Regions from separate parts of the Homo sapiens genome. Here all the other regions are linked to region 1. A link is a loop called in an ENCODE intact Hi-C map of the cell type or tissue named here. Cell type or tissue: heart left ventricle. All regions are shown on one strand. Region 1 holds the start of LINC02944 (long intergenic non-protein coding RNA 2944). Region 2 overlaps RAB11FIP2 (RAB11 family interacting protein 2). Region 3 has its middle 67 kb from the start of LINC00867.

The links. Hi-C counts contacts between places; a loop is a spot of excess contacts. Peaks named below come from ENCODE experiments on the same cell type or tissue, not always from the same donor. Only the 100,000 strongest peaks of a DNase experiment are listed, where the experiment ranks them.
Region 2: a loop joins it to region 1, with 2.2 times the contacts of the local background. A loop is called at or near these places in 4 of 110 quality-filtered maps.
Region 3: a loop joins it to region 1, with 2.6 times the contacts of the local background. A loop is called at or near these places in 8 of 110 quality-filtered maps.

The regions. Positions count from the first base shown.
Region 1 is chr10:118,239,152-118,244,151 of GRCh38, forward strand. It overlaps LINC02944 (long intergenic non-protein coding RNA 2944), which reads left to right and starts at 2,354. Exons shown (of 5, transcript XR_946349.3): 1 at 2,354-2,531; 2 at 2,632-2,735. In heart left ventricle, CTCF peaks have their summits at 2,297 (motif pointing left) and 2,503; a DNase peak (open chromatin) is centred at 2,310; H3K27me3 peaks cover 4,763 bases.
Region 2 is chr10:118,033,042-118,038,041 of GRCh38, forward strand. The region is part of intron 3 of RAB11FIP2 (RAB11 family interacting protein 2); the gene reads right to left. Among named protein-coding and RNA genes, the nearest start is that of CASC2, 11 kb to the right of the region's middle. RefSeq lists a silencer at 2,586-2,779. In heart left ventricle, no CTCF peak of the experiment used is centred here; no DNase peak of the experiment used is centred here.
Region 3 is chr10:118,421,771-118,426,770 of GRCh38, forward strand. No RefSeq gene overlaps it. Among named protein-coding and RNA genes, the nearest start is that of LINC00867, 67 kb to the left of the region's middle. In heart left ventricle, a CTCF peak has its summit at 2,278 (motif pointing left); a DNase peak (open chromatin) is centred at 2,251; H3K27me3 peaks cover 562 bases.

The sequences.
Region 1 (5,000 bases):
TCTTACAATACACACGGGTTTTCTTTTCTGGCTTTTCTTGTAAGGTGCTGCCTATCAAAAAAGAGACAGGAGAGAGAGAGAGAGAGAGAGAGAGAGAGAGAGAGATTGTCTTCCAAAGGTTGTTTTCTTACCCTCTGTTGCTTAAACAATCATCTTCTGTGTTATTGAGGAAAACCCAAAGCTGTCAGCTTCCCTGGACTTCAGGTTTCCAGCAAACTCACCTCCCCCCTCCCTTGGTTTCACCCCCATCTGCTTATAATTTAATGTTCTGTATGTTTTAATCATTTCATTAGGCATGTCCTTATTTTGAAATGCAACTAATTCTTCAGTTCAAACAAACAGCCAGTAATTCTAAAAATGAGACCATTCTTTTCTTTCAGTTAGAGATTGGCTTAGAAGAAATATCACACCTATTTTGAGAAGGGTGAAATAACTCAAATGCCACTAGTTTTTTTAAAACCGCTGACTTTTAAAAGTGGAAATGATCTTAGAGATTGCTTCATTTTCTCCACAGATATGGAACTAACTTTTGGGGATGTTTTCTCATGTCTTTCTGAACACTTTGTGATAAAGTCATTCCTATTAAGGTTTGTCTTAATACGGATTTGTAAAAATTATGTAATAAAATACCTCATTTCTATACTCGGTGACAATGGACATGAAAGAAAAAGTGATTCCACTATAGGACTTGTATGTTTTATTAATTTATTTTCTTTATAGGAATTTACATTCTTTAAGGCAAGGAGAATCATATTTTGCTATAAGGGGAAAGATAATTTGCAAGGTGTTTCATGTGATTTTTCCCCCTGACATTCAGATTTATTCTATATCAAGAAAAGAAGCTTCTGGGCCGGGTGCAGTGGCTCACGCCTGTAATCCCAGCACTTTGGGAGGCCAAGGTGGGCGGATCACCTGAGGTTAGGAGTTCAAGACCAGCCTGACCAACATGGAGAAACCCCGTCTCTATTAAAAACACAAAAATAGCCGGGCTTTGTGGCACATGCCTGTAATCACAGCTACTCAGGGGGCTGAGGCAGGAGAATCTCTTGAACCTGGGAGGCGGAGGTTGCAGTGAGCCAAGATCGTGCCATTGCACTCCAGCCTGGGCAAAAAGAGCGAAACTCTGTCTCAAAAAAAAAAAAAAGGAGAAGCTTCTGAAATTCCAGGAGCATACAACTTCCCCCCTTATCTATGGGGGATACATTCTTCCAAGACCCCAGTGGATGCCTGAAACTGCAATAGTACCAAACCCTACATATACTATGCATGAATTTCTTTTTTTCCTTACCATTCATGGGTAAGCTGGTCCAAGTGCAGTGGTGTTTACAACTAATTGATCACAATTCGTGGGTAGAAGTTTCCTTCTTACTGTAGATCTTAAAGATGTCAGCATACAATTTTTTTCTTTCCTTATTAAGCTGATAACTTTCACCTTTTCACTTCAAGGATGCATTTTATGGCTTCTTTTTTGGCATATGCAAATTGCCAGCATCATTACTCTCATGCTTTGAGGCCATTATATAACAAAATGAGGGTTACTTGAACACAAGCACTGGGAAACGGTGACAGTCTATGTGATAACTGAGATGGCTACCGTGTGACTGACAGGAAGGTAGCTTAGACAGTGTGGATATGCTGGACAAAGAGAAGATTCCCCTCCCAGGTGGGACAGAGGATGAGAGATTTCAGCATGCAACTGAGAATGGCATGCAATTTAAAACTTATGAATTATTTCTGAAATTTTCCATTTAATTTTTTGGGGCCACAACTGACCACAGGTAAATGAAACCACAGAAAACAAAACCTCAGCTAAGAAAGAGCTAATGTATTTAATTTTAACATTATATCAATGACCCAACTGTGCAACGTAAAATGTCTTTATTTTCTGATACTTGTATTACTTTCTGGTAATAAAACGTCCTTTCAGTATTTTAGAAGAACGAGTCACATTTCGCACATAGTAGTAGACACTTAATAGATGTTTGTTGAAACATTCGTAGATAAGTGGGTAGATACACACTGACATTTAACGATGTGCCTTAATTCAGCTTTAAGTGCTAATGTTTATTAACGGTGATGCGTAAATACAACAGCACACATTCTGATTTAGGCTCGTCCACTGAAAATGTCCCCCTACTTCCAAAACGTAAACCGGTACCATTTAAGGATCGAAATGAAAACAACGTAATAGTGAAGTTGTCTTGGAGGAATTGCTGGAGGACGCCTTTGATACCTTTATGGAGAATGAATGGGAAGCCTTTGCGTGTGGCTGACACAAATGGTTGTCACACGCCATCTAGTGGCCATCCGTGAAACTGTGCATATGCCGTGGGAAACGCTTTTGGAACAAGTTGGATTGCTCCGAATTTCAGTGCCTATCGGGCAGCCAGTGAACATTTGTCCATCTTTAAGGCATTAAACTGAGAAGAACCACTGAGGAAAGCATGCCACAGTCTTTCCCAAAATCCCTGTGTCTTAAGGAACAACCAAGAAGTTAACTGGTCAGGGAAAAGATTTCTTTTGGAACACAGGTAAGCAAAACCAAGACGCCATCGGAGACACCCTTGCCTGCAACGGTTGTGGTATAAAGCAAGGTAAGTAGCGTGATATTCACTGCTTTTTGTCCCACAGAAGCCATCGCTGTGTGCGGAAATCCATGACCTGGCCATGACTTCTACAACCCGGAGGACTTGCCTGGCATTACCGAAAAGCACAGGGGAAAGATTCTGTGGCAGGTGCCGCATTTCATCCAGCTCACTCCGTGCTAGTTCCTAAGACATCTTAATTCTTACACATATGCATAATCGTGATATTTTGCCATGAATAACAATATATTTCACAATTATCAACCATTTTAATTTTTAGCTTTCTAACCTCGGACTACTATAATAAAAAGAAATAATAAATCCAAAAGTAGTAGTGGAAAAAATAAGTATCTCCAGGTTTGTTCCTGTAAAGTTAATTAGTTCAAAACAGAGTGAGGACTCTAAGAGTTTGGGGTTTTTTTGTGTGTGTGTGTTAAGTATCAGCATTAAGTATCTTCAAGACAATTCAAAGTAAGATGATAAGTCACTAGGTTGTAAATTTCACAAAAAATCATTAAATACACTGTGTCGGACTACAGCGGAACAGTGGGAAGAACATTCAGTATTTGAGAGTAAACAACTCAAATTAAGTTGTTTAGGAATCTCACAGACAGGAAAATTTTTCCTCTCTGGTTTTCCATGGTAGCATGTTTACAGTACTTGAAAAATGTTGCTTTCAAGTCATGTTAACTGCTTCTTAAGACCATCAAATAAGAAATGATATAGCTTATTAGTTCCAAAATAGAAAATCCTATAACATCATTTCCTCTTCATGTTAAGGTTAACTTCCATTATAAATATATGCTTTCAGTATAAAATGCTCGACCTCAAAAGATACCAGCTTTTGCGTTTTGAACTATAATCGTGATCCATAAATGGTGATAGAGCTTCAGCTACATCTCAAACATTTATGTTCCACTCTCTTTATCAAAGAGCGATTTATTTTCAGAGAAACATTTATCAATTTAAGGTGTCTGAAATATTCATTTTTTAAAAAGGGCTATAAACAAGTAGCAAGATGAATAATCTGGTTTTCTGTGGGTTAAGTTACATATCAAAAAATCCTAAAATTTTTCATCATTTTGATGCACTATTCTTAATTTTTAAAAACTCATTGTCTGAAAGCAAGACAGATATTTTAATGCTAATATGTAAAAATAAACCGGATTTACGGTCTTGGGTCTCTGTCGTTGCCTATATATCTAGATGTCTACAAAAATATTCCAGATTTTCTGCTTTTCTTAATCTCAAATGTTCAAAATGACTACATTTTCTAGAATATTTACCTATTAGCTGATGTTATTGTTAAAAAGAAAATCAGACTAATTTTGGCAGTATTGTGCCTTACTACAAATCCTGTCTTTACTGTGAGAGTGGAGAAAAATAAAATTTGCAGAATTCCAGTCTCTAGCCATTGGCATTTTCCGGGCTTTCTTGTTTTCTATATATTGAGTCCCCTGTGCGTATGGGAAGCTCAGCTGAGGACTAATGCAAACTATTTTCCCACAAGCCAACATGTCGTCACTACAAATATACCTAAAAATAAAAATAAATAACATGTAAAAGTGCTCTGTCCTCAACAAAGCAGAAGGGTGAGATTTTGATCAAGCCATCTGTGGTTGCCGTGACATTCTGACCAGTCCAGTAGAAATCACATGATTCTTTAGAACATCTAACTCTCTCCTCTGTCCACTTTGTAGCGATATTGCTGGGATAGCCTGAGACAATTTCAGAGAGGTTTGGGGCTCAGGAAGACATAAATGCAATGCATTGTTTTGCAAGATCTGGCTGGAAGGGTGTAGCGTGAAGTAAAATTAAGACCTCCTCCTTTATTGTGAGGCACAGTTGGGCTGTTTGATCTCTAAGTCCTCGGATAATTGGAGTCTACACAGCCTGTGGAATTGGGTCCTGAGCAGCTCACCCTCATGCCCAAAGCCCACCGCCGACCTGCCTGGGGCACCATTTATCCCCACCCCGCCCCCACCAAACACACACACACCAGATTCAGCTTGTATTCAGGGTTCTGCCTTGAACACAGGCATTGTTTCCAAGCTGAGAAAATGATGATGTGGAAATTCTAATAGAAGACATACTGTTTGTTATCAGGTACACAAAAGTAAACAGAAATGATCCTGGGGTATAAGAAGCCCCCCTGCATTTGGGTGATTCCCTCATCACATTCCATAACCTTCCTTTCAATAATGGTGGTTTTCTGATCCAACTTCACTATCACAAGCTTATTTTTTCATGTTAAATTTCCAGGAAATCTACCTGTCCACCTTAGATCACTGTGTACTCGTCCTCCTCTGAGCCCGTGAGGTACCAATGGCTGGTTTACACTCCATTCATTCAACAAATATTTACTGGGCACCTACCACGTGCCAAGCACTCAGCTAGCCGGGAGCCCTGTGGTGA
Region 2 (5,000 bases), 210 kb before region 1:
ATGAATTAAACTTTATCATAGGTATATATGTATAGAAAAAAAAACACAGGATATATAGGGTTCGGAACTGTGCCTGGTTTCAGGAATCCACTGGGGGTCTTGGAATGTATCCCCATAGAGTAGGAGGACCACTGTAGGTGATATAATATAGATTAGCAATTTTTAAACCCGATAGTCAATGGGAAGTTATTAAAATGTTGATTTTCATTTCAGGGCCTACTCACTAAAGATTCTAATTCAGTCAGAGGGGAGGCCCAACAAATTGTAGCTAAAAAAAAATAATCTCCAGGAGCCCTTGATGATCAGCACTGAGGTCATGCACAAATCTAGGTGCTGTGGTGCACCCAAGAAAGAGGATTCTGCACAACTGTTATGAAGCTTACACAGCTTAATATAAGACCTAGTACAATAAACATTGTATAGTAATTACTTCTTCTATATCAGCAGAAATCCAAAGGGAAACACGAGGTTATTACTCAAAAAAGAACACTCAGAGATGAGTTGAGAGTGCACCCCACAATTGAGCCCGGGAATGAAGACGGCATGGCTTACAAGGACCTCAGTGTAGAGACATGGCAGTAAGGAAATTAACTTACCTAGAACAGGTTGGTGAGGAACAGTAAAAGAAAACTTGGAAGGTTAAGAAAAGCCTAAAATACAACAAGCCTTAGAACGTTAGAAAGAGGAGTTTGGATTTGGTGTTGCAAACCAGTAGTTCTTAAACTTTTTTGACTAGGGCTTTCTTAAACACAACGAAAGGTACTACAGCCCATGTGCCCTCCTCAGTAGGATAAATAATGCTAAGTGCTCTAATAAATATATATATAAATCTCAGTAACTTATATCCTGTGAATTTATCATTTGGACAAGGGCCACTTGGCTATTCCTCGTCAGGTGGGCCTTCCACTTGCATGCAGAGACCCAGGCTGCTCCTACTTACAGCTCTGCCCATCTCAAAGATCCTCTCCATTCAGCTACTGCAGGGGTCAGCAAAGTATTTCTGTAAAGCCCAAACAATAAATAGTTTTAGCTTTGTGGGCCATATGGTCTCTGTCACAACTACTCAACGCTACCACCGTACACAATTATGACGATAATGCGGCTGTGTTCGAACAAAACTTTACAAAAACTGGCAGCAAGCCAGATTTGGCCTCCAAGCTTAGTTTGCCAATCCCTGGTCCAGGATATGGAGGAAGAGGCAAAACGGAGGATTGTGTTAAGAGTGTTAAGAGGACATTCCATGGGCCAGACCTGAAAGTGGTATACATCTCTTCCATGAACTCTTAAATAAGCCAGAACTTGCTATGTCCTAGTTAAAAAAAAAAAAGAAATGAAATGAACAAATTTGGCTTGGTGAAGACACACACCCATCATTTCCACTTTTAAGTGAAAAACAGCCTGGTGGTAACATTATTTACAATTTATTATTTGTGATTTTATAATATATTAAAAGATAATTTGTTGTGAACAAATTAAAAATGGTATAACAAACATTCAGGCATATTTGTTTTTGGCAAATGATATACTGCTGATAAAAAGAAGGATTACTTCGCAAATTGTGTGATAAACCAAATGATAAATTAGTTGACAATTTATTTGATAAAGCATGAAAAAAATTAGTTGATACTGATGATGCTAAACAACCTGTGACTTACAATTAAAAAACAAGACTAGTGGCAATTATAAAATACAAACAACTTAGTACCAGTAATAAACTGAGAAAACATTCTCCTGAAGATTACAAGAACTCCAACACTACTTACTGTATATGTGTCATAGGAGTTTTGCAGCATGCCAGCATTGGACAGCATCCCGACTTCTTAGTAGCAAGCTGATTAGGCATCAATGGCACACACAATATTGTAAGCTCACTAAACCCAATTCAGCTTCCTTCTGCGTATACAGCTAAGTCACAGTTCTTCACAGGTTGCAGTGAGGCTGGGGCACGGGTGAGCTCTGGCCAATGGGACATATGTGGAAGTAATGCATACTGCACTAGGCCTGGCACACAGAAATGACCCTCCTTTGATCCTCTCTCTCCTCCTGCGCTGCACTGATCTTGGAGGCCATGTGTTAAATGGTGGCATCACAAGAAGGAAGAAGCCTGCTTCCTGAGAGACTGTGCAGAGCTGGATGAATGCATAGAGCAAAGCACTCACTTTTCCTATCACCATTCCAGTGAACTCCTTTGTGACAAGAGTGAGCAATAAACTTTTGCTGTGATAAGCCACTGATACCGTGGTTATTACAGCTGACAACCTACCCTAATACACAGTTCTTAATAGTCTCCAGAAATGTGCTATTTAGATTGAATATTAAATTTTAGTAATCCTTTAAAACTTAGATTTTTAACAATGTTTAGTTGTACATAAAAATGCATACATACGGCTTTATGGATCTGTTTTCAGTCTATTAGAAAGATCTTCACAGCCCACGCAAGCAGGGCTGGAAGTAGGAGGCTAACGGAATGAGAGTAGCATTTCAGGAAACTGCTATACTGTGTGCATTAGGAAACTGGTTTGCTACACTGTGTGCATTAAGAAACTGGTCTGCTATACTGTGTGCGTTTATTCAAAATATCTAATACCTGCTACCTACCAAGCATCACGCTGGAGACTAAGGGCAAAAAGAGGAATGAAATGCAGACCCTGCTATCAAACTCTTCATGGTAGTGGGCAAAAAAAGTGAGACTAAGCTATTAGTGAACAATGCCATGCCCACAGAAGACAAGACTTACGTAAGAAAATGCTGCAGCACAGGGAACAACTACCCCTCCCTACAAGAACAGGAAATGCTTCAAAGAAATAGGGGCATGTAAGAGACTGCAAATTAGTAACTTCGGGGAAAAGTGTTTCAAAGAGCCCTGCTCTTTGCTGAAGTAACCCAAGATAATGCCTAACTTCCTCTATCAGTTTTATGTAAAACTATGGGACCTATTCCAAGGACAGGATCAAAATGTGGTATTTTTTGTGGTTTCCAAAGTGCTTTCTTCAGGCGGACTTTACTTAACACTAAGGAATAAAAAGTCTAACTTCTAAAAAAAGTGTGCCTTAGTACATTTTAAAATTTTGGGCATAAAGAAAATTCTCCAGTTTTAATAATATACATTATTCAACCAGAGGGTAACAATATGGTTCCTAGGTACCAGCAATCACAAGTGAGCCAGTTCACTCACCAAGAAGAAAATGCAGTTCCATGGCTATGTATTTTACCCTTAACCTTGTTCAGCATTCTCACAAACACTGGCCACAAGAGTCCAGGAAACTGTAAATAGGTCTATTTAGCACTCCTGAAAAAAATTCACAGCACGTGTCTTAATAATGTGAGCCCATAGCTCCAAAAGTGCATTCGGTTAGGATGTTAATGTGAGAAATTTAAAATGTCCCAGATAGCTGAGGGTTGATACTGGGAGGAAAAATAGAACTATACTGTTACGTAAAGACAACACTACCTTGGCAATATCCTCCCAAATTCCACTCAAGATAAAGCTGCTTGCCAAAAGTGTGAACTGCACACTCTTCTTGGGTCTATTTATATTCAATTCTTCTTTTTTATAAGATTAACTAGAACTACCCCTTTACTGCAAATGTTTTACATTTACCACACGGATGGTTTGTGATGCAAAAAGAATAACTTCCTAGGAATCCACAAATGTTCTGTCCTCATATCTGGCATCTCATAAATATGAAGAAGAGAAAGTCATAAAATGAAAAACAACTATTTTTTTTTACATACTTGCAATCATTTCATACATCATAAAACAGCTCTAATTTTGCTAGAAACAGCCAATAATAATAAAGTAACTGAAAACAAAGCCTGGATGTGTCAAAATGCCACAGGCACTTTTAAAACCCGTAACAGCCCACATAAACAACTCAAATACAGGGCAATTAAAGATTTGCAAATACTCAATAAGCTTTTTTTTCCATATGCACCCATAATGTAAAAACATTATTTTCCTATCATTTTCCATTTTCTTGCTTTTCTTCTGACTCTAAAATTAGCTAAATTGCCCCATCTCCAAGTTACCTCAGACAGTTGTTTCCAACAACCTTCTGTAAAAAAAAGTTTAGTAAAGAGGGAAAGAAGCAAATATATTTCTATTTACCCATATAAGATTTAATGTAATATGTGAAGTACAGTATGTAAAATACCAAAATATTTTTGAATGGCATATCAAAACTATAAACTCTTCAATAAAATATTGATACCATATGATAAAAATGTTATTCTTCTGGAGTATGGTTTATAAACAGAACAGAATACTCTTTTAAACCATGGCAAATATCCATTTATAGGTAAAAGAAAACAAAAAAAGTACACTTCACTTTGAAAATTTAAATGCAAATTTTTAAAATATCATGGAAGATACATAAGAGAGGTGAGAGGGCACAGCCTAAAAGTGATTGATTGTTAATACTCTATTTGCTGTTTCTAGTGGGACAAAACAAAGCACTGTTTTTTAGTAAAATATAACATGACGATACATCAAACATAATTGTAGTCACCATTTATGGATTCCCTATTTGGGGCCTGGCTTTGTATTATGTACTTTCATTTATCCTCACCGAATCCTATCAAGTGGGATTATTTTCCTTGTTTCAAAGATGGAGATACTGAGGTTTATGGAGGTCATAGCACTTCTAAGCCAGTATTCCCATTCAGGTCTGTACACTCTATAATATTGTCTTGAAGAAAATCTTCTATTACGTGGTAAACACTCTAGCATGCTCTTCCAAGATAATTACAGTCATCTCTCAGTATCTGAGAGAGATTGGTTCCAGGACTCCAAGGATACCAAAATCCAGGGATATTCAAGTCCCCTATACAAAATGGTACAGTATTTGCACATATACGCAACCTCCCATATATTTTAAATTATCTCTAGATTACTTATAATACCTAATACAATGTAAACCAATGTAAACAGTTGTTACACTGTACTGTTTTTTAAATCTGCATTATTTTTTCATTACTATATTGTTATTTCTTATTTATTT
Region 3 (5,000 bases), 180 kb after region 1:
AAAGTATATACAAAGTAATACGCAAGGAGACAAAGCTATTTTACCAGGCAGACAGATATTCCAAATTACTGGTTCTTAACAAGCATGGTAATACATCAGTCAAAAGCAATAAATTTAAACTTAATGAAATCTCAATTTGCCTACAGTGCATTTCACTTTGACATGTTCTATATTGCCACGGTGCTTTGATAAAGTTTTTTAAAATGCAAAGAAAGTGTCTGTAAGGCTAAAGACCAGACTTGGTACCATTGTGGCCAAGGCAACATTACAGTACTTAAATTTCATCACTCTATGCCCCGTGGCAGGCAGAGCCCCGGCGCTAACACAGGTTCAGTTTTCATTATCATCATATGATTACGCATTTTACTGCATTTAACTGATAATACAACTACCAGCTCACCTTAAAAGAATTAGCTTGGAGGTTTCATTGCTTTCCAAATGGAATTCATTTGACAAACAAATGACAATTAGCCTAGTCTCCCTGTTCTGCGTCAGGATGCTTTTTGATTGAACCTAGACCAATTTACAATTTTTAAATGAGTTTAGACATTTACATTTAAAATGTCTACAGGAAATTAGCCCTGGGACATCCAACAGCCAAAATGCTTTTTGAAGTTGATTATTATTTGATCTAGTACCCTCTACCTGTACATTTTGTTCTGACTTCAAAGTTCGGGAATGTAAATGCCACCTCACCTCAAAGCACAGGGAGAAACTTAAAAGCGGTTTTGCTCATTATGTTATGCAAAGGAGCCCATATTTTAATATTCGTTTAATATGGTTAGTTAGCTTTAATGACACCAGTGTGACAGTGTCATAGTTTTGGAATCTGAAAGCGCTGATTGAAGTTTCCGGCCGCTGCCTCTATTTTTCTGCACAGAAAGGAATCTTGCCCTTTGAAAGACAGATCAGCTCCTGGCTGCGTCCATTCTGGCGAGGGCTAAACGTAATAACTTTGAGATGAAGAGTTCACCTGCCTCAGTGAAGAAAGCACAAATCATGATATCAGGGGCTACAGAGACACTTGACTGTCAGATTCCAATTCTGTGTGTTTTCTAAGTGCAAGCCCTTTGCCCACCGCTGCTGAGGAAGCTGCTAGTAATTCCATTATAAACATGCAGTGCTGATAACCCAGCCACAGAAACTGGTATTGCCCTGAAATTAAGCCCACTGATTTCTAGCCGAGAGCATATTTTATTTATTTATTATTGTTTTTGTAGCTACATTATTGTCAAAATGAGAAAACAACAGCCTTTTTCTCATTCCGTGTTGTACAACTGCAAAAATTAAATATGGTGAGGGGAAAGCTTGCAAAATGTTCTATTGCACCCATCACCCTGTTCTGAAGGCCTGGTAATCAGTGTTATCCACAATATATTCAAAGGAACGCTCTGGAAGAAAGGGCATGTGACACAGGGCTGAGGAGTCGGCGAGTCCCTATCTGCATGGAGTTATCATGGCTTTCACAGGTCATCCCTGAGAGCTCACCAGAATATTTTGAATTTCTAGTTTTGTCTCACACTATAGGACACACACCACATGTTTTCAAAATAACTTTGAGTTCAAAAGAGTTCCCTAAGATAACACTGTATAACCCCAGCACAGAATTAATGGTTTTGAAGACTGTTTTCTGTGAAGGTAGCAGAGGCTGACTTCAGTAATCCTGGCCCTCCGGAGTGCTCACAACAGTATCATGAGGCAAGAATGCCTGGAGAGGGAGACGTCACAGATCTAAGAATGGCAGCGGAGGGCGCCATGTTTGGTCTCCTTGGGAGAATTGGTCTGAATCCCCTGATCTCACCACCACTTATTGTGAAAATAGTGATAAAATAAAAAAATTAAAAAAAGTCTTTTCATCCATTTTATTGCTGAAGAGATTAGACGTCCTCTAAACTGTGTGATTTCGCATCAGCATCCTTTCACCCTGCTGCACTCCAACCTCATTTTCCTTAATGAAAATGGAATCCAGGTCTCCGCCAAAGTGTCCTTGGAGTCAACTCTGTTTTGATTCTAAATGTAACACACAAGCACCACATTTTCTCACGCACACATTGTCCCGAGTAGAGACACGCCAATTCTTTCTATCAAGGGCTTCTCATTGTCTATTTTTATTCCAGTAGAAACAGTACCCTTTCTTCCTGTGCTAACACCCTGGCGGCAACCATCTTGCACAGCATCCTCAGCCGGTGGCTTTGAAGTCTCCAGAGTTGCCTAAGAGCCCGGGCTGCACAGCTGGAAACCTGGAGGTTTTTGCTACCTCGTCCGCCCTCTGCTGGATGGACCGACGTCTGCTTACGAAGTGGCCCACAAACAGCCGAAAGGTTTCCCCTTAAGATGGATGGGTTTGTCACTAAGCCACGGGAAATCATTTTGGGATTTTATAAAATAAATTTTTCTTTTTTTTCAGAGATTTTTAGAAATACACTTTCTTCTCTCCAGATATACAGGTGTACCAGTTTATTCTGCCTATGTGTTTGGAAAAAAACAGAGAATTTGTCAGTGAAAACCATGAAGGATTCTAACATCTCTCTCTGACAATCAAATGCTATATGTGCCCCTGCCCTGGCACTAATGACCTGGCAACAAGGAAATAAAATAATGCTAAATCAGAATAATTATTCTAATATTCTCACAACACGAAGAAGCAGAATATGATGAGGGTTAAGACCGTGAAAACAGACTGCCTGGGTATAAACACTTCTCTGACTGTTATTAACTCTGAGACCTTGCACAAGTTAAATAACCTCTCCAAGCTTGAGCTTCCTCTTCTGTAATATGAAGTTATAATACTATTTGTCTCCTGTGGTTGTTATAGTTAACATATATATATATATATATATATACACACACACACACACACTCAGAGTTATATCTGTATACATATATAACTGTATTTATATATAGTTAACATATATAACTGTATATATATGGGTTAACTATATATAAAACTGTATACATAGTTAACAAAGATAAGTGTATTTATATATAGTTAACATATATAACTATTTATATATGTTAACATATATAAAACTGTATATATGAATGTTTATATGTTTTATATGAATGTTTATATGAACTGTATATATGAATGTTTTATATGTTAACATATATAAAACTATATATGAATAGGTTAACTATATGGTAACTATATATGTGTGTTATATATACAACACACATATATATTATATTAATATATAAACTATAATATAATTATAGTTATATAACTATAATATTAACTATAATATATATTGACTATAATTAATATTATAGTCAATATATATTAATATAATTAATATATATGTGTGTTGTATATATAACACACACATATATAGTTTATATATATATTATATGGATTGTTATGATTAGCCCTATATATAGTTATACATATACTCTATATATATTATAATACTATTTGTCTCCCAAGGTTGTTATAGTTAACCCATATAAGACCAATAGTATTATAAATTCTGATTCTTGAGAAAAGGGGCTAGCTTTGCAGGAATTATTGATATCTTCCTTGTTGGCCTTCATAAAAGAAGGCTAATAGTTAAAATAGTTTTTATGTAGTAGACACACATTAACATGGAGACTACTTATTCATCTACTCAACAAATATTTAATGTGCCCCCACCCTACAGATCAGAGGCTGAGTAGAGAAGATGCAGATATAAATAAGACAGACATGGTCTCTACAATGTGGAGCTTGCAGACTGACGGGGAAAACACAGTAAACAAGCAATTAAAGGTGAAGAATGGTCTAAAATGACCATATAAAATGCAAAACCTCACCTGGAATTCCCACTTCCTAATTTTACAAAAGATTCCTTTGTATGGAGAGATCTCTGTGCTGGAAAATGTCACAATCTAAAAGAATGACAGAAGAGATATAAAGTCCTCATTATCCAGGGTCCAGAGACTTTGTATTTAGGAAAATCCACAAATAGAAAGGATATAATTGCCCACAAAAAATAACATAGGAGTTGCAGTGCCAATTCAGTAATACACAGAGCAAAACATCACATCCTTATGCTCAAAGTTTCATCTTTATGAAATAGAAAATGCATTTTCTATTTCATACAGTGCTCGATAAAACTCCACGCCACAGCGGTGCAGAATATTCTTGAAGGGTTCTCAGAATTAAAGTGGGTTCGTAGGTACTAACTCAAACACTCTTAAGGGTTGCTGAAGAGCAACTCGGGATATTGCAGATATGCCAGAAGATATTTTTTCTCTGTTAAAAAGTGGAGCATCTGTAGGTATAAGATACAGATATACACAGTGTATACTGTATATAATGAATCTTCTCTCTTATCCAATTTCCCAAATAGCTGAAGTGATATAAGAGGGAAATAACTACATCTTGTTCATCAGGCCACGATAAATCATATCTCTATGAAACTTCAAGTTAAATTATTATTGGAATCTACTGTATACTGGATTCCATCTTTCTTTAATGAATTTCCATGGAGGAAAACAACCTGAGGTTAATTCACAGGTCACAGAACAAGCCCATGATGATGGCCTGTTCTTCATCACTGTGTGTGAAACTATTTTTAGTAACCTACCTTCTACTCCTTTTTATTGCAAATTGATAACTTATAATTGTATAGATTTATGGGGTACAAAATGATGTTATGATTTATGAATACAATGTGGAATTAAATCAAGCTAGTTCACATACCCATCACCTCAAATACTTAACACTTTTTGTGGTGAGAACATTTGAAATATACTCTTTTAGCAATTTTAAAATGTACAATACTCTCTTATTAACTATATTCACCACACTGTGCAATAGAACTAAAAAGAACACTATATTCCTCCTGTCTGAGATTTTGTAGCCTCCAACCATTATCTCCCCTTTCCTCTCACTCCCCAGCCTCTGTAACCACCATTCTACTCTGTGCTTCTATGAATTCAATTGTTTTCAATTTTACCTATAAATGAGAACATGAAGTATTTGTCTTCCAGTGCTTGGCTTATTCCAGTTAGCATAAGGC